Regions from separate parts of the Mus musculus genome. Here region 1 is linked to region 2. Evidence: chromatin contacts called from ENCODE POLR2A ChIA-PET data. All regions are on one chromosome and are shown on one strand. The core of a region is the stretch at or near the end of the contact, and the rest is flanking DNA. Distances in the headings are between cores, read along the strand shown. Region 1 holds the start of Acly (ATP citrate lyase). Region 2 holds the start of Cnp (2',3'-cyclic nucleotide 3' phosphodiesterase).

The links. ChIA-PET counts read pairs that join two places held with the same protein, here RNA polymerase II (POLR2A).
Region 1: POLR2A ChIA-PET joins it to region 2 with 24 read pairs in embryonic stem cell. The contact joins the promoter of Acly here to the promoter of Cnp in region 2. POLR2A ChIA-PET finds 5 or more read pairs at or near these places in 4 of 5 experiments (Patski and embryonic stem cell).

The regions. Positions count from the first base shown.
Region 1 is chr11:100,524,178-100,530,032 of GRCm38, reverse strand. It overlaps Acly (ATP citrate lyase), which reads left to right and starts at 2,033. Exons shown (of 28, transcript NM_134037.3): 1 at 2,033-2,238.
Region 2 is chr11:100,573,252-100,579,188 of GRCm38, reverse strand. It overlaps Cnp (2',3'-cyclic nucleotide 3' phosphodiesterase), which reads right to left and starts at 4,250. Exons shown (of 4, transcript NM_009923.2): 1 at 4,121-4,250; 2 at 2,284-2,953; 3 at 137-276. The coding sequence starts at 4,123.

The DNA of each region.
Region 1 (5,855 bases), core at 784-3,283, 47 kb after region 2:
GTGTGCCACCATGCTGGACTAAAGGTTATTCTTTCTAAACAAAGGAATAGTTGTGTTGTAGACCAGGCTGTGTGAAACTCATAGAGATCTACCCGCCTATTAAAAAAAAAAAAAAGCTATTATTGTGTATATGTAGGGGGACACAGGTACTACAGTTTATGTGTGTGGAGTTCAGAGGGCAATTTTGTGGAGCCATTTTTCTTTAATTGCCGTTATGTGGTTTTGGCAATGGAACTCGCATCATCTTTTCATAGCAAGTCATTTACCTGCTTAGTCATTTTTCTAGGACACCCCACAGGTAATTCACATTAACTACAGTCTTTTGGTTAGCTGGTGAAGACTAGCTAGTCCCAAGGGTCCACGACTTATTCCAGCGTTTGGGAAGCTGAGACAGGAGGAGGATAGACATTCAAGGTTGTTCTCTATTTAAACAACAAGTTTAAGAACAACCTGGGCTACATGTTACTCTGTCTCAAACAGAAAACAAACAGACTTTAATAAAAACTCTGAATTGCTGTCCTCCAGGGCCTGAATTTGAGCAACTTCAGAGACGATATTTATTTACTTGGGGAGAAGTGATCACTCACAGAGATTTGGGTAGGTTCTAGGCCTCTCCCTCAACTGCAGGAGCAAGGGGCACTCTAAACTGTTATTTCTAAAGAATGAGTATTAGGGAAGGGACCAAGAAAAAAAAAAAAAAAAGACGTCATCAAGGAGCACACGCTAGCCAGGAGTGGTGGCACGCCTTTAATCAGGAGGCAGAGGCAGGCGGATTTCTGAGTTCGAGGCCAGCCTGGTCTACAAAATGAGTTCCAGGACAGCCAGGGCTACACAGAGAAACCCTGTCTCGTAAAAAACAAAACAACAACAACAAAAAAAAAACCCAAACAAACAAAAAAAGGAGCACACGCTGGTCAAGAATGGGTGTTACAAGTTCAGCCATCCAAAGACTGGCCGAAAAGGGCCTGGGAGTGGGGGGCCTTGGGAAAGTGTTTGCCCAGGAGAGTGTTGCAACATTGTTGCAGGGAGCTTTTGACCCAGGGTTTTTTGCCAGGGGCACAGCCATGCAGATTCTCTGCACCCTGGGCTGACGCATCACCTGAGCTGATTAAAGGATGATTCTGGCCTCCTTCCTAGAGCTGGAAAATTGTTAGTTTCTGGGTCCATCTGGGAAGACATACTGGGACTAGGGGACAAGCAAGAGAGGCTTCCACTCCAGGGAAGCAGTGAATTCCTGATTTCCAGGACCTTATGATTTATCTATTCTGCCCCAGAAGTTCTCGGGTACCTGTTAGACTGGGCGCTCCAGTTTTGGGTTTGGAAAATATGTTCTATCTTTCGCAAGTAACAGAAAAGAGGAGGTTGTTCATTGCTTTCGGTGTCTTAGTTTGAGGTTGGGGGAGGGAGCAAGAGGTTGGGCAGGGATGGCCCCAGTCCTAAGTTTTAATCTCAGATAAATGATCAGCTCCGCCCAGATCCGCGCTCAGGTGAGCCTGTAAGAGGACTCGCGTTGGGACTGGCGTCCTTCTGGCCTCACTAGTTTACCCCTTCCTCCAATCTATGTCCTAGGTCGGACAGTCTGATTGTGTAGCGTGGTCGTGTAGACTGGCTCTGGTAAATTCCCTGGGGAGGGTTCCAGGAGCGGAGAGGCGACACGTGTGAAAGGAAAGCAGACGTAGCTTTTCAAAAGCAGGTCTAACGCACTGGGTTTGGTGTGGCGGCTTACAAGAGCCTGGGATAAGAACGTCAGTTGCTCTCCTGGGAGGGAGGAAGAGGACGCCAGGTCCAGGGAGAAGTGCTATAGCCTTTTGGGCCAACAACCCCCTCCCTCAGCTACCCAACCCGGCGGCTGGCCGGCCCAGCCCCTGAAACGATCAGGCCACAGCCCCCAGCCTCGTAGGTTCTCCTCCTAGAGCCGCCCGGCCCATCTCCCCATCCTAGGCCCCGCCCACGGCCCCGCCCACGTCCGGGACTACAAGTCCCATCAGCCCCAGGTCAGGCCTGAGGGCGGGGCCACCACAGCAGCGAATGGGGAGGAGCCTAGAGCTCAGGCTAGGGAACGCGTGTGCCCAATCGCCGGGCTGCTTAGCCTGTGAGCTGATGGGGGGCGGGGAGGAGCCCACTTGGGCCGGAACAAAAGCCGGATCCCCGGCTGCTGCAGGCGGCTGGAGCGATCCGAAGAGTTGGGGTGAGCTGGTGCTTACGGACAGAGAGCCACACTCAGGCTTTCTCGAAGAGGTGAGTACGGCAGTCGTAGGCGCGGGTGCGACCCCCCAGTACCCACTAAGCTTCCTGCTTCCCTCCCCCAACCCGGAACCACCTCCGGGCTCCCTGGCTGGGCGCTCCCGCGCGCTCCCTGCACCTGCTCGGAAGTTTTGTGCGGGTCTAAGCTTTATAGTAGTCTTCTCCCCAGCCGCGGGCCGCATGTCTACACCCTCCCAATCCTATTCTAGTTCCTGGGAGTTTGCACATTGCTTGCCACCGACCTTACTTCTCCCTCCTCCGGATTGCCTTTGCGCGTCCTGCTTCTTCTCAGCTCCACCCAGGGCCAGCTCTCGAGTCTAGTCGGGCTTTTTTTGGGACACTTTTTTGGGCCCCATTCGGGTTCCCCACCGGATGCCGGGGCGGGTAGTAGAGATGGCGGTGGCTACTCTCTCCACGCCGGCCGCTCGCAAGCCGGACTCAAGCAGGCCTGTCCTGTTAGTTCTGTGGTGAATCCCTTAAGCTCTATGTCGAAGTGTAGGGAGCGGGCCCTGGCCACGCGGGGTCGTGCTGCTTCAGAGTGCCTGAGGCCTTGCTGCGAGGACTTGGCTCCGGAGCGACGGCGCTGGATGGGCTCTCCCTGCTAAGGAGCTCCCTACTGGTGTAGCCCCCAAACAACAGATGGTCGGAGTGCTCAGGAGTCTGGATGAGACAAGCACCTAGGGTGTGTGTATGTGCGCGGGCGCGCGTGTGTGCAAAGGATGCTACCTACCTCTACCTCCTGTCAGGCCTGGCAGAGGTCTGGTCCCCAAAGCTTGCTGCTTTCTTCAGTCTTGAAATTCTGCTATGAGGGATCCCTCCTGACATAATTTTGGAAAGGACAGCATAAGGCACTTTAGTCTGCCAGCCAACCCTGTCTGTCCCCGCTTTAACTTTGCTCAGCATGTCGGGTTTCTTTACTATCGAGAGATAACTGTCCTGGAAAGATCATTTCCACCTCTTAGAAAGCTGCTTAAACGCTCCCCTCTGCGGGGGGGGGGGGCAGTAAAAGGAGGCCTTGAAGACAGAGTAGCTGCTGTTTTTAATCTCTATTTAGACACTGTCTGCTGTAGCAGGGAATACTCGGAAGAGTTCTGTCCGTTCCTTTGCTATAGGGGATTGCTTGCTTGTCATCCCCTCCCCCTCCCCAGCCCTTAAAGTGAGAGTGTTTTGTCGACCCTCCTCAGTGGGTCCCAGAGGAGTCTTCTTTAAAAGCAGGCTTCATTCATTCACCCTTCCCTCTGGGCTGCTCCTGGGGCCTCAGTGAGTGAATTCAGTCCTCAGGCAGTCACTGTAGAAAATAGCCCATTCAATTCAAAAGATCCCTTTCTTGGAGAGAGATAGAGACAGACAAAGACAGAGAGAATGTGAGTGTGTGTGTCCATATATCTAAGTGTATAGGTGCGTGTGCGTGTTGGAACCTTGGGCATGGTTCCCACTAAGAGTTTGCAGGTTATTGTTAACAGGTAACAGTTTGTTGGGGGAGTGGGCGCTCAGCTCTGCTGTGAAACCATCCATCACGAATTTGACAGCGTGATCAGCCGCTGAGAAAGGCTTTGGGGTGTGTGTGTGTGGGAGGGGGGTGTCCTCCAATCCCAGATTCTGATGTACTTTTGTCACATTGTTCCTAATAACGGAAGTTTTCACATGTTTGAGTAAGCGCATACTTACTTCCCTCACGGTTTTCAGGCTTTTTAGATTCTGAAAGAACCTCACCGATCCATTGCTGTTGAGAGCAGGGAATTGATGAGTGAAGTTTTGATTGATCTCTCCTGGGGCCTCCCAGGATGTATGAGCTGCCCTGCTGAGAGACCAGGCCCTTCCACCAGTTAGTCTAAGAGTCCTTTGTCTCAGCCTTTCCAGCCAAGCCGCAGTGCTCTGGTGGCACATCTTGTTTTGGTAAACTGGCAAACCGTTCCTGTATCATCTCCCTATTTTTTTTTTTTTCCTCCTGACCAGAGACACCCCTTCACCCACCTCATGGTGATCTGAGACTTAAGAAAATTGTGATTTCCTTCAGTTGCCTAAGGTTGTGTTGTCTCCTTCATCCTTCCCTTAGCTGGGTCTTGGGTCTGTTTTGGGAGGTACTAAATTCTGGGGACTGTGGTCAGTCTTCTGTCAACTGGTTTATGCGTAGGCATAGGCTTGGCCCAGGGGCTTCCTTTCTTCTGAAGTGTGTGATTTTGTTTTTGAAGGTGTATGAGTGGCTGGAAGTGGTCAGTGCCGCCCCCTCCTCTTTCTGATTAAGGTGCCCTGGGCTGCATTCTGTTTGGGAGGTGGGTAGGGGTGGGTGTGCCCATTCGATTTCAGGACCAGTTTTTCTGGTCTGAGTCAAGAAGGTTGGGAAATGGAACTGGAGTGGGTGGGGGTGGAGGACTCTGGGGCAGTGGGGCTGGTTGGGGCGTCTCCTTCAGAAACAAATTAAGGAGTTCCAAGCCATCCCAGGAGAAGCCCCTTTCCAGCTACCTACTTTGAACCCGGCCCCAAGCTGAGTATGCCCATTGTGGTGCCTTAGAGATAGGGGAGGCAGCCCAGCCAGGGCTAGCATCTGAAGTCTCTCCAGCGTGGCCGATTGGCAGAGGAGTTGAGTGTGACCCTGTGACTCTTGCCTTCCCTGGGCTAGGAGAGAATACTAACCTTCCTGGGCGTGTCAGCCCCTAACTTCCCCTCCTTACACGGACTTGACTTTTTTCTCTTGAGCAAATGCAACAGCTTCCATTCCGGCCCTTTCGAAGACACAGGGGCAGCTTGTCTTGGTCCAGGCAGGCACTTGGCAGGACTGCGTTTCCTTTTTCCATCTCTTCTCAGTGCTCTACACAAGCTGCTCTGGGGCGGAGTGGGTGTGTCTGGCAAGGTAGTGGGCAGGAAGGACGAGAGAATTCTCCTTATAGACTCTTTCTGAGTCGAAGGGGGCCCAGTCAGTCTTGGGAGAAATGGTCTTTCTCTTAGGCTGCAGTAGCTGTTTCCTAGAGACTCGGTTGTAAGAGTGTTAGGACCAGAGTCCTAACTGGTGAGTCTGCCTTCTTAGGCAAGTTCACGCCCTCCCTCTGAATTTTGAGAAGTGGGATTATGCCTCTTAGTGGACTTGATGCGTTCCCATGAGGTAAGTTATTTCTTGCAGTGCTGGGGAGCAAACCCCAGGGCCTTATGCGTGTTGGGCAAGCACTCTGCCAATGAGCTATGCTTGCAGCTCCGAAGATAGCTTCTGCCTTCTCCCCAGTCCTGGCTCAGTTTAGGAATGACTAGTACAGGGGGGTCCCCAGAGAGACCTCTGTTTTGCTTAGAGGGTTTTGCTCCAAGCTGACAGCTCGGATGACTCAGTGGGGTGGATGGGATGATCTGTAGGTCATAGTTTCCTGCCCTGGGACTGCTATGTACTTGGAGGTGGGAGTCTAGTGTCCTAGTTGAAAGGAGCTTTGAGGTAACTCTTTCCTTCCTCTTACCCCACCAGGGCCTGTACTCTATTAGGGGACAGGGGATATATGTGAGTCAGGCTGGGAGGGGGATGAAACCTAGGAAGAAAGCAAGGCCAGCAGTGTTCTTCACAGGTCATAGGACATAAAGAATAGTTCAGTGTGTCCGGGCCCATCTCATAGAACAGTATTCACATTTGG
Region 2 (5,937 bases), core at 3,001-5,500:
GGGGAGAGATGGGACTAGTGAGGCCCTAGGAGAGGATAACAAGATTACAGACTACACCAAAGACTGGAGGCCACACTTCTCCAACCCACTTACCCTCCCCACCTCCACCTGGGCGTCCCTGGGGAGGAGGACTCACCTCCTGCTGGGCGTATTCTTCTGCCCCAGCGGCCTTCCCGTAGTCACAGAATTTGGTTGTACAGTGCAGCACACCTGGAGGTCTCTTTCCAAAGTAGCTGACCAGCTCAAGCTTCTCCTTGGGTTCATCTCCAGAAATAACTGCAGAAGAGAAAAGGGTCCATCAAAGGTGGGGAGCTGGGCCTACCAACACCTATCTCGGAGACTGCAAACCAAAACCAGGGCCATTACTAAGAAGTCCTCGGGTGGCTCTGCTGTGCTTCGCTTATTTGCTAGCTGGAGACGAAGGTCAGTGGGCAGAGTGCTGGCCTGGCCTGGCCTGCGCCAACACCCCAGGTTGAGTCCCCGGCACTAGCACTGCGTAAAGCAAGCATGGTGACATACACATGTAACCCTAGCTCCAGGAAAATAGATGCAGGAAGATCTGGAGTTCTCAACGGGGTCGGGGGAGGGCAGCTGGGATCCTTGCCCAGCATGCATAGGGTCCTGGCTTTAATGCTGGACAGGGAACAAACCAAACCATACTGGCGTTACAGCGTATAGAGCTTTATATCTCTACTTGAGTTCTCAGGCATATGTAACACAGGGCTAGGCCATACAAGCCAAAGGCAAGGGGAACCAGGTGGTACATGGGGAAATGAAACCCATCCTGCCACTTACTAGCCACCTGGGACACGTGGGTGGGTGACTTGTCAGTCCACTGTGACAGTTCCAGTTGCCATATCCCCAAATTCCTCAGGGCCTCTGAGATTTACAGCAACCATTTCAGCCAGTGGTGACTGACCCCTCATGCCCTGCAAGGCATGCGTGGAGGAGGAGAGCAAGCCAAGGGCCTGGAACAGGAAGGGTCCTAGGAACAGTGGGACGAGGTGGCTGAGGACCAGGAGGATGTCAAAAGCTGGGCTTCCAAACAGAGGCCAAGCTTGGTGGCTGAATTTGGTCTCTAGCTTTTCCATTCCTTCCCAAATGCTAATGCTTCAAGGGGTCCTCTATTCTGAGCACGTCCTGTTATTGTTTCTGATGTCCCCTGTCACACTCTGAGCAGAAAAGCATTCTGGTGTTTGTGGCCAAAGCCAGCATCAAACAGTAATCATGCCCGAGCCAGCACCAACAGCTCTGGCCAGAAGCCCTGTCCCTGATCGTTGCCCCTCTATACAAAAAGTGGCCTGGCTCTCAACTAACATCTTCCTTGTAAAAGTTTGAGTCTTAGGAGCCTAGAAATAAGTTTTCTGAAAACTCACATGGGCACAAAGGACCTGTTTGCCTCTGAGCAGTCGAACAACAGAATGAAGCAGTTTGTTTACAGGCCAGCTAAAACTGAGAGTGCCTAAGTCTCCAGTACTGGGGAAGGTAAAAGCAGGAGAATTACTGCAAGTCAGAGACCAGCCTGATGGATGAAGTGAGTTCCAGGCCCGCCATGGAAGGCTACATAGACTTTTATCTCCAAAACAAAACAAAACACCCAAGACTCAACTACCTGTGGGACACTGGGGGAATGGGACCACTGAGGACTCTACCCTACCCCAGACTATCCACTCATTGGAGCCAACAGCCCTTACCAGGAAAGAATCCTCCTGGCTCCTACCCAGGTACAGGTGGCAACTCTTATATCCTTTCTGGGCATGTCTCTTATATGGAGAGAATATTCTGGAAGGCATGAAGCTGGGTTCTCTACAGCTTGAGATGCCATGGGGGAGCCCAAGACCCATTCTCTGGAAAGTCACACAGCCTTGGCCTTGCTACTTTTTGCAGTTTAGGTTTCCACCTCACCTTCTGCTTAGAAACATATATTCTGCTGCTAAAACTGATCTTGACAGCCTTGGTCTCCCTCCGCCCTCCACCGAGGAGCTTATAGCATATGGCGAAGAGAATTACAGTTTTTTCCCACCTCCAAGACTCAGATGGAGGTCTAGAGCCAAACGGGGAGGATATCCTGGTGCTGGGGGGGGAAGAGGAAGGCAAGAAAGGAGCTATGGGCATGCCCTTCTCCACTGACGCCTTGCTTCTGGCCAGTCCTAGAAGCTGCTACCTGTACCCTCCACCCGTCAACCCCATCCTTTGAGCTCAGCAGCTGCGCTGCCTGGCTCTCCATCACAGGCAAACAGTACAAGGCTTTAGCTGCCCTGCTCCCACCCCACATCCACCTACAGTGTCGAAGCTCTTTCTTGAAGGCCTTGTGATTCCCCAGCTCCTCCAGAAAGACCTGGCCAGCTTTTCGGAGGGTCTCAGAACTCTTTTTGGTCAGGAACCAGCCAAAGTAGAGTGGCAGAAAGTCCTTCTCCAGCCCGGGCTTCAGCTTCTTCAGGTCATCGGCCGACAGCTGCCATTGGTTCTTCTCCTTGAGCTGGGCACAGTCTAGTCGCCACGCTGTCTTGGGCTCCACCAGCACCACCTGGTACTGATACTGGTCTGCCATTTCAAAAAGCTGATCCAGCCGCTCCCGCTCGTGGTTGGTATCATCAAGCACAAGAACCCTGATGTCCCGGCGGCAGTAGCCAGCCAGGTCCTCGTCTAGACGCTTGTACGCCTCGGAGAAGTCTGCCCGAGAGCCAGGGATGATCTTGTAAGCATCAGCGGACACCATCTTGGTGCCGTCGTGGTACTTCTCCAGGATGAGCCGAGCCAGTGTGGACTTGCCGCTGCCCGGCAGGCCGCGCAGGATGAATAGCGTCTTGCACTCGTGGAGGGTAGCCACCGTGTCCTCATCTTGAAGGAAAGGGAACTGCAGCTCTGGCTTCTCCTTTGCTCCTGAGGATGACATTTTCCTGAAGAAGAGCTTGGGCAGGAATGTGTGGCTTTTGCGGGTAAAGCTTGTGTTCTGTGTAAGAAGGGAGGAGGAGATGTCAGCCCCGGCTCCTCAAAGCCAGCCCGCAAGCACCACACCCTAGTCTCTGGCCGAGTTCTCCCAGAGGGGGACCGCTTGTCAGTTGAGGAATCCCCAAGCCTAACTTAAAGCACCCTTGAATGGTGGATGCTTTCCCCGGAGGGGAATGGTGGATTTTCTTCCTCGCAGTAGATCCTTCAGTATCTTCAACAGCTGGGTTGTAAGGTAGAGGGAATCTTTCTGAAGCTACCTAACCTCTTAGTCTCTGGCTCCAAGGATCACTCTCTGCTCCCCCTCAGAACACCTTGGTGACAGGGCACGCAAGGGCAGCAAGTGCCTGTGGCTCCCTGTCAGCCCTAACTTATATATTCTTGGCACCTCTTAAGGATGTCCTGTTTGGAGGCCTGGGGCTCTATGTATGGGCAAAGCCACAGCTGCCTTGGCTCTCTTGAGTGTGCAGAGGAGGGTGAGGGCAGGGGAGGGTGACCCAAAGACCGCCTCCCTCCACCCAACAATGGCACCAACAGATAATACTCTCTTGTCTGGGTATAGGGGGACAATGGTCCCACAGAGGGCTGGTGGGGGGCAGGGCAGGAGGGCACTGGACAAAGGGCATATTCACAACCACCTCCTCCTCTGCTCTCTCAGTGCGCCCCCTCCCCCAATCTGTAGGATTAGGGCACAGGGCACCTGTATTCAGAGATCTGTGCCCCCTATTCTGCTGTGTGTTAGCAGCACCTCTCTGACAAAAACAAGACATAGCGGTTTCAGTTGTCATCTACAACGGCTTCCGCCCCTGAGAATTTAGCTGGCTTCTGGCTTCTCTATAGCCTTGTGCAGGAACCCACTCCCAGCGCGGGCTCCACAACAGCCCTGCACTCTCTGGTGCTACCCAGACCCATTTGCCAGCTGGTGTCGCCAAGGAGCATCGACTTTCACTTCCCTGCGGCGATATTTCCTTCTCCAAAGACACTAAGACTCCCCCAAAATATCCCCGCTCGCGCCCCTTGCCTTAGGGCTGCCTTGGAGGACCCAGAGGCAACTTCAACTCCGGAACCTGGTGTCCTCATTTGCAAACTACTTCTGCCCATGCATCCCCAAGAATCTCGCTTTCAGTTAGCCTCTCTCCCGCCCCGGCCCCCACGCACGCGCTGCGCTCACCATGATGAGTGGGCGCACCGCCGTCACCGCCTTTGCGGGTACTATGTCTCCGGGGCCGCCCGCCTGCGTGAGGGACACGGGCGTCTCCGGGTGTCCGGGGCCCCCCCACGCAGGGTCCCTTTCATAGCCTGGGGGCGGGGCGCGCGGACAGGGCGGGGTCAGCCCGAGCCTCTGCGCACGCGCCCCCGGGGAATGGAAACCTGAGTGCCAGGAAGCAGCGGTCTGAGCCTTGGCAGAAAGTAAAAGCACACCTGGACTCTCAATGCCAAGAAAGAGTCCGCCACGCCACCTCTTTGTTCCTTAAAAGTTAAAGTTTAACTTTTTCCCTTCTCTGAGACAGGAACTCACTATGTAGCCCTGACTGTCCTGGAACTCACCATGTAGATCAGGCTGGCCTGGTACAGAGATCTGCCTGCCTCTGCCTCCCAAGTGCTTGGATTAAAGACATCACCAGGAGAGAGATGAACTCTTAAAACAGGAGGCAGTTGCCTTTCCTGGGTTCCCAGGCAGGCTGGGATGAAATGGGTGCAGTCAGATAGTTTAAAATTTTGAAACAGGCTCATAGACCTTATCACAACTGACATGTGAAGGAAGTACCATTCAGGCCACGAAACCAGGCCGATAGGCATCACCGCCTCCTAAAACAAAAACAAAGACCTAATTCATCAAAGTCCATAATTCTGGGAAAGGCCCTAAATGTCCTAACCTTGATTTTTGGCTCCTATAGTCTGCTTCTGACTTAGGTGTGTCAACACAGGATGTGGTTTTTATGATTAAAAGCCTACCCTGAGAAAAGTGCTGGGTGGTGGTGGCACACACCTTTAATCCCAGCACTTGGAAGGCAGAGGCAGGTGGATTTCTGAGTTCAAGGCCAGCCTGGTCTACAGGGTGAGTTCCAGGACAGCCAGGTCTACACAGAGAAACCCTGTCTCAGGAAAAAAAAAAAAAAAAAAAAAAAAGTCTAGTGAAGGGGCTGAGGGGCTGGCTAATAAAGACTTTCTATTGGCTTCCGCTTGGGTCTAAGCAGTCTTCTTTGCTGGATATCCCCCAAAAAAGGTTTGTTTTAAAGATGAATCTCATGTAACCCAGGCTAAGTTCAAACTCTCTATGTAACAAAGGGTGACCTTGAACTTCTTATCCTCTTGCTGGAAATTCATACATACAAGAACATGTCAGCTGTTTAAGATGCTGGGGTTCCTGCAAGCTAGGCAAGTGCATCCTAGCTTCGAGGACGTGGTGACATTGTTCACTTTCACTTTTTTCTTTAATCCCAGCACTTGGGAGGCAGAGGCAAGCAGATCTCAGTGAGTTCCAGGCCAGCCTGATCTGCAGAGTGAGTTCCAGGACAGCCAGGCCTACAGAGAGACACCCTGTCTCAACAAAACAAAACAAAACAAACGGATATATAATTATATATAATTTCTCAGGAGCAGTTGAGATATAGCTTTGTTAACATGGCCACGTTACCCTGAGTTGAACTTCTAGGCCATGAATGATAGAAAACCAACTCCCTCGACTTGTTCTTCTCTGACAGCCACAGGCAGGTAGTAGGTGTGTAGGTCCGCACACATAAATGCACACAAAAATAAATTAAAATGTACTTTTTATTTCTTTGAGAGATCTCTCTGTCCAGCTCTGGCTATCCTGGAATTCACTGTGTAGACCAGGCTGGCCTCAAACTCACAGAGATCCGGCTGCCTCTGCCTCCCTGATGCTGGGACTAACAATGTGTACCACCACTGCCTGGCTTAATAGATGAGTTTTATTTTATGTGTATTGGTGTTTCGCCTGCATATGTGTCTATGTGGGGGTTTAGA